Regions from separate parts of the Homo sapiens genome. Here region 2 is linked to region 1. A link is a contact called in ENCODE Hi-C or POLR2A ChIA-PET data. All regions are on one chromosome and are shown on one strand. Each heading gives the region's core, a stretch centred on a gene start or an enhancer-like site at or near the end of the contact. The rest is flanking DNA. Distances are from core to core; before and after follow the strand shown.

Evidence for each region. A loop is a pair of places that touch in the nucleus more often than their neighbours do. ChIA-PET counts read pairs that join two places held with the same protein, here RNA polymerase II (POLR2A).
Region 2: a map of posterior vena cava shows a loop between it and region 1 (18-fold over the local background). The contact joins two enhancer-like sites. A Hi-C loop is called at or near these places in 1 of 168 maps with a recorded cell type or tissue (posterior vena cava). POLR2A ChIA-PET finds 5 or more read pairs at or near these places in 1 of 52 experiments (H1).

What each region holds. Positions count from the first base shown.
Region 1 is chr20:2,749,891-2,753,339 of GRCh38, reverse strand. It overlaps EBF4 (EBF family member 4), which reads right to left. Exons shown (of 17, transcript NM_001395167.1): 10 at 3,367-3,449; 11 at 1,552-1,640; 12 at 1,353-1,418; 13 at 1,077-1,254; 14 at 795-983. Among named protein-coding and RNA genes, the nearest start is that of CPXM1, 49 kb to the left of the region's middle. RefSeq lists silencers at 936-1,115, 2,894-3,033 and enhancers at 1,697-2,208, 2,277-2,957. Within about 2 kb of position 1,842, at least 8 of the 41 ENCODE cell types and tissues checked have a DNase peak (open chromatin) inside an H3K27ac peak, as active enhancers do.
Region 2 is chr20:3,612,420-3,615,868 of GRCh38, reverse strand. All of the region lies in intron 24 of ATRN (attractin), which reads right to left. Among named protein-coding and RNA genes, the nearest start is that of GFRA4, 49 kb to the left of the region's middle. Within about 2 kb of position 1,693, at least 4 of the 41 ENCODE cell types and tissues checked have a DNase peak (open chromatin) inside an H3K27ac peak, as active enhancers do.

The DNA.
Region 1 (3,449 bases), core at 593-3,092:
TGCAGACATTGCCTGTCCACCCAGCTCTGAGCTCCCCACTCTAAGAAGCCAGATGGGATGTGGTCAGCGCCCACAGTCAGGGCTGGGACTCCGAAATCACACACTGGCCCTTTAGGCACAGTGGCACATTCAGATCCGAGATCAACCTTAAGCAGGGGGTGGAATTGACCCTATTTGACTGCGAGGAAACAAGTTCAAATAAGTAACTTGCTGAATGCCCGGCAGCTCCTGATTTGGACACTGAAACTCAAATTCTGTCTGATCACACAGAACTCGCTCGCTCTGCCGGACGACATCGCGGGGACCACATCCTCCCCACGCCCACCTGGCCTCTGGAGTCCTGGGAGCTGGGGGGCGGCTGGAAGCCGGCTTCCCTCGAGCCCTGAGTTTCCTTAGGCTTCCGGCAGGCGGCGCCAGCCTCCTCCCCAAGTCCGGGCGCGAGATGGGAAGGGGGCGGTGTCCCAGGTTTCAGATGGACGCCCGCCACCCATTAGAGCCCACTTCAGGGGGACCGGAGGCCTAGAAGCGATGTGCATAACGGACCGGCAAAGAAGGCTAAAAGTGCACGGAGTACTCTGGCCCCAGGACCCCGGGATGTGCAGCCTAGGGGTGGGGTTGAGGTTCTGCGGCAGGGGAGGTCCCAGGCGGGGACGGTGGGCCTGACCCCGAGGGCTGAGCCAGGGTCGACTCTCACGGCGCCGGCGCCCCAACCTCTCCGGGATGGGCGGGGGCGGGGCTGAGTCCCGTTCCGCTCCCCGGCCCCAGACCTTCCCTCGCGGGCGGGGGACACTCACTGGCGAAGGGCGAGGTGGCGGTGGAGCCATTGAGGAAGCTGGGGGACCCAGGCACGCCGAGGCCGGCCACGCCCGGCGCGCCGTAGCCGCCCAGGCCAGCTCCGAGGCCGCCGCCGTAGCCGCTCTGCTGCGAGCCGGGGCTGGGCGCGAACCCGCGGGGGGACGCGCTGCTGCAGCTGCGCGCGTAGCCTGCGAGAGAGAGCGCGGCCGTCAGGGGGCGGTGCCGGCCGGGGAGGGGCGGTGGCGGCGCCCGAGGACGGCGGGGAGGCGCGGCCCACGCACCCGGCTCGGGCCCCGGGGTGGCGTCCCCGACGGCGATGGCCAGCGGGCTGCTGAAGGCGTTGATGCCCACGACGGCGGGGTGTGGGTGGCTCGGGGCCAGGGGTGCGAGCGGCCCGGGTGCGCGGGGGGTGCTGTACAGAGCCTCGGCCACGTCCGCCGCGCGCTTCAGGAGCAGCTCCTGCGAAGACAAGAGCGGGGCACGGCCGGGGCAGCCGCGGGCGCCGCGTGCTGGGGGGCCCCGGTCCCGGCGGCGCTGGGAGGGCGGAGGCGCCATACCTGGTTACTGCCGGGCACTCCGTACAGGGCTTCTGCCAAGTCGGCCGCCCGCTTCAGCAGCACTTCCTGGGGACAGGGGGAGAGACAGCGGGACGGAGGGGCAGCCCCTGGGGGCGACCAAGGGGCCCTCGGGAGCCCCTCCTCACCCCCTTGCCCACAGGACACCCTCAGCCCCGCCCCGCCCCGCCCCTCTGAGTACCTTGGGCAGCCTCTCGGGGTCTCCGGGGTGTCTGGGAATGACTTTCTGTAGCCTCTGGAATCCGTAGTCAATGGTGGGCTCGTTCAGAGCTGGGGAAGGGGGCGGCGTTTGGAGGACGTCTCCCCCGCAGCCCCCCACTCCCAGGGTGAGACGCAGGGCGCCAAAAGCAGGCCAGCGCCCAGTCCGAGAGCCTCGCTGCAGCCCCCTCCACCAGGCCCAGCCCAAGTCCCCCGGAAAACTCCAGGCACCCCCGGCAGCGAGATTCAGGGAAGTTTCAGTTCTTTCGTTTGTTTACTCAACAAATATTTACTGAGCCAGCCTCTGTCCTCGGCCCTAGGCGCTTGGTATGAACACACATGCACCCATTTGTGATTAGAAAAAAGGGAAACCGTATACACATATGAGTTATAGTCCTAAGGGCAGGACTCGATGGAGAGTTTTCTCTTTTCATCTGGTCAAATCAGGAGTTTATTATAAAAAAGAAAAAACTTAACAATCTCCATTTATCACGGCTCAAGTGGACTCTCTGCAGCATCTGAAGGCTAGAGGTTTGCATGCACCCCAGGGAAGCAACTGGAGAAGTGGGTGGCTTGGGCTGGGGCGGGAGGATGGAAGTAGAGAAGATCCGGCCAGCGGCCAGATTCTACATTGCATCTCCACGTGTGTTGTGTTCACTGCTTACCCTGGCGTTGTGCAAGGGGTGTGTGTGTGTATGCGCGTCTGACCCAGCTCCCCACGCCCTTCTCCTCCTCCTTCCCCTTTTCCTGATCCCCGCACCGCCCTTTTCAGATAGCCTGGCCCCGACCTAATCCACCAGTCTCAGAGCCCTACCTTCACCTCTGATCCTGACTTAGTGGATTTCCTTTAGTTTCCCGGCAAAGAGAAAGCACTCACTTCTGGGGATCGGTCCTTATCATTCCTTCTGCAACCACCCTTCCTTCCCCAGGTCAACCTCCCCACTCAGCCCTCGGGTTTCGGTTGAGCCGGGCTCAGCAGGCACTCCCTACCAAAGGTTTTCCTTGATTGTCAGCCCCTTGACCGCGTGACCCCACCCACCCCATGCGGTTCTCTGCTCAGCCTTTCCGCGTTAGACTGGAGCTCCGGGGAGGCTAAGTAGGGTCACTACCGAGTGTCCCTCGAAGGGCTCGATGAGCATCGGTGCGGGGGGCTGCGCGATGGTGGGGACTGCGGTGGGGTGGAGAGGAGAAGTGGGTGGCTCAGCTGGGGCGGGGCGGGAGGATGGAAATGGAGAAGACTCGGCCAGCGGCCAAATAGAGCCAGGCTGGGGGGTTCTACACTGCCTCTCCACGTGTGTTCACTGCTCGCCCTGGCGTCGTGCAAGGGGTGTGTATGTACGCACGTGTGTGTGCGTGTACATGCAGAGTGAGGCCTGGGGTAGCGTGGGGGAACCAAGAGACCCAGAGAAGATTCGGGGAGCAGCGACCCCATTGGCATCTTTGGAATAAACATCCCTTTGGAGAGGCTCTAAACCCTGGAGAGTGCGGGCGGGAGACACAATGTTCAGGAGGTGAGATGGCTGAGGGAGTAAGAATGTTGGTTGTGGGGGGGACTTTGCCCCGGGGAAGGGACTAAGGAGCCAGAGGCCAGGGAGGGAAACACACAGAGCCAGGGAAAGACGGTCCTGCGAGCGGAGCGATCACAGGCATAGGTGGTTAAAGGGGCCCGGGGCCGTCTAGGGGTCGTGGCCACAGCGTAGAGCTCGGCTAACTCCTATCACCAAGAACGGAGACCAGTGCGCAGGGTGGGGCTCCCTCCGCGCACCTTAGACCTCCACTCCCCCGCCCGACTCCTTACCTGTGTAGACAAAGCGGCCGGGGCATCCCTTGCAAAACTGCTTGGACTTGTAGGAGAGGGTCACCTCCACCACCCCGGGGATG
Region 2 (3,449 bases), core at 444-2,943, 860 kb before region 1:
CCCCTTCCTGTGTCCATGCGTCCTCATTGTTCAGTTTGCACCTATGAATGAGAACAAGCGGTGTTCAGTTTTTTGTCCTTGCGATAGTTTGCTGAGAATGATGGGGGCAACATGGTAAAACCCTGTCTCTACTAAAATACAAAAAATTAGCTGGGCGTGGTGAAGTGTTCCTGTAGTCCCAGCTACTCGCAAGGCTGAGGCACGAGAATCACTTGAACCCAGGAGGCAGATGTTGCAGCGAGCCAAGATTGCACCACTGTACTCCAGCCTGGGCGACAGAGTGAGACTCTGTCTCCAAAAAAAAAAAAAAAGAAAAAAGAAAAAAGAAAAGAATTAAACTGTACTTAAAAGCATGTGTCTTTCTTTGTTTCAAACTATATTTAAGGTTCTTGTACAGCCTTGTGGGTTTCATCATAAAGAAAAATTTTTTTTTTTTTTGGAGACAGGAGTCTTGCTCTGTCGCTCAGGCTGCAGTACAGTGGTGCAATCTTGGCTCGCTGCAACATCTGCCTCCTGGGTTCAAGTGATTCTTGTGCCTCAGCCTTGCAAGTAGCTGGGACTACAGGAACACTTCACCACGCCCAGCTAATTTTTTGTACTTTAGTAGAGACAGGGTTTTACTATGTTGCCCAGCCTGGTCTCAAACTCCTGAGCTAAAGCGATCTGCCCGCCTCGGCCTCCCTAAGTGCTAGAATTACAGCACAACCATATAATTCTTAAAACTCTTAAGATACAGACAATTAACACCAGGAGGTACGGATATGCACTGTTATTATACAATAAATATAAACATTAAAAGTATATCTGACACTATTCATAATAGCCAAAGAGTGAAAACCACCCAAGCATCCATCGATAGAAAAATGGATAAACAAAACGTGGTATATACATATAAGGAAGATTATTCAGCTATGACAAGGAATAAGTACTGAAACATACTAAACACGGGTGAACCTTGAAAACAGTATGCTAAGTGAGAGCATATCATGTGACTCAATTTATATAAAATGTCCAGAATAGGCAAATCCACAGAGACAGGAAATACAGACTGGGGGTTGCCGGAAGAGGGGGGAATGAGGACTGACTGCTAGGGGCTTCTTCTGGAAGTGGTGAAAATATTCTAAAATTGGCTGTAGTGACGGGTGGCTGCACGCTTCTGTGAATACACTGAAAACCACTGAATTGTGTACTTTAAATGAGCGAACTGTATGGTATGTAAATGATGTCTCAATAAAGCTGTTATAAGAAAAAAAGCACATCCAAGTGAACAAAAGTTTCACACATCCCTTGCTCAGTATAGCGATCCTGTTAGCACCCATAAACAGAACTCTAAAATCTAAATGAATGCCCAGTTCTCAATACCAATTCTGTGTTGCCTTTACTTGTGAACACTGGCCTCTTACATAAAACAGTAGATGAAACACCCAGCACGCAGACTTCTATATTAGCTCCACATTACAGTAACAACCTCTGTTGCAGAGTCGGGAACGAGCCAGAGCCTCACCACTCCACCTTCCCACCTCACACACTTTCTGTCCAACCATCTTCTATCTTGAATACCTACCGCCCACGCCCCCAAACTATGGACATAGCTGAAGCCGGCTGAGCCCCGGCTTACTGGGGAGAACAACTAGGATAGCTTTCAGAAAGCAGGGGCAGAGGGAAGGGTGCTCACCCACAGGAACAACCAATCAAAAAACAGGCACAACCGGCCCCAACACACCCGCCACCCTCCCAGAAACAGGACTTTTCAGTCTGTGGGTTTTGTTTGTTTTTTAGCTGCATCTACAAAGATTTTTATAGTCAGTTTCAAATTCCCTCAGCAGTTATAGGTTTTGATCTGTTCCTAATTATGGAAAAGAATCCTGGGATTGGTTCAGAGTGAAGGAACTTGAGTTTAGTATTACCATTTTTAAAGCCCCAATGCTTACACAAATTTCCAACTAGAGAATTAGATTTCCTCAGTTACTTTGCTTTAAAAAAATGAGAATCTCAATTTTTAAAATCTCATTTAAAAAATGAGAATCTCAATTTTTAAAATCTCATTTAAAAAAGGAGAATCTCAATTTTTAAAATCTCATTTAAAAAAGGAGAATCTCAATTTTTAAAATCTCATTTAAAAAAGGAGAATCTCAATTTTTAAAATCTCATTTAAAAAAGGAGAATCTCAATTTTTAAAATCTAATTTAAAAAATGAGAATCAAAGGCAAAACGGCTTTGCCTGCATCGAAAGCCATACTGAAATTTAACTGAATGGCCTACACTGCACTATTTAGACATTTCCCTACTGTCTTCCTTAAATAAGTCTCTCCATTTTTACTGAATTTGCACAGTTGCTAAATGTGTGTATTTAAGAGCCATGCTACACACCTAGAAAAGCTAAGTCTCTGGGGAAAAAACAGCAATAAAGAAACATGCAGCCCTTGTTGAGAACATGATGTATTTACCCAGGAAGACACGAGCTCAGCCCTCCACATAGCGCACAGCCAGATACGGTCCCCAAAGCAGAGAGAACCAGTGTCAACCAGGCTCTCATGCGAGGACTGAGAACACACGGTGACACGGGCCTAGTCACAGTGAATAGTGCAGTCATTTGTACCAAACAGCAAAAAGACACGTTTGCAATAGAACTTACCTGCGTTTTCAAGGAAAGCTTGGCAAACTAAATGGTGGGCATGCCATCGTTTATTTTCACAAGTGCTCCTGAATGCAGCATTCATAAGTGGATCTTAATTTAAGTTAGTGATCCAGAAAAGATAAGGAGCACCAGAAAACCAGGAAGAAAATCAACATCTCCTTGATTATGAAACTTAAAATTATTACTTCTTAGAAGTAAGTGTGGGGAAGAGCTCCCTCTAGAATGAAAGCTCTAAAACCACTTCAGTGACTTTCAGAGGGTGGAGCAATAGGGAACTGGGAGGAAAAAAACTCGGCATTGGCAACAAGTATGGCCATCTCCAGCACAAAAGCCTGCTTATAGGCACAGACTGGGAAAAGTGTCAGCAGCATAAGTCAAGATTTTCACTAAGAATCTAAAAAGTATTAATCATTTGTCAGCTATAAGCAACAAAGCACGATGTTCAATTAGATTGAGAATATGGAGAGGTATGTCAGTACAAAAACAATCTCAACTTAAAATGAGTAAATAAATAAATTTTATTTACTAGAACCCTAATCAAGTGTTTACATGAAAATAACCTAACAAATATATATAATCTATATCTTAATAGTGTCAGGAGATGTTGCCAAACTGAAATTATACTGACTGGAACCTAGAGCTCAACCTCTTTCGGATCGGAGAAACTACCGAAACCCCTGCAAGCTCTATTCCAAATGCAGCCTACAGCAGGGAGAATTCTAAGAATGCCCCCAAGATTTCCACCTCTTGATGGGCACGCTCTGTATCTTCCCTACTCCTGTGTGGGTAGGCCTGACCTAATCAGATAAGC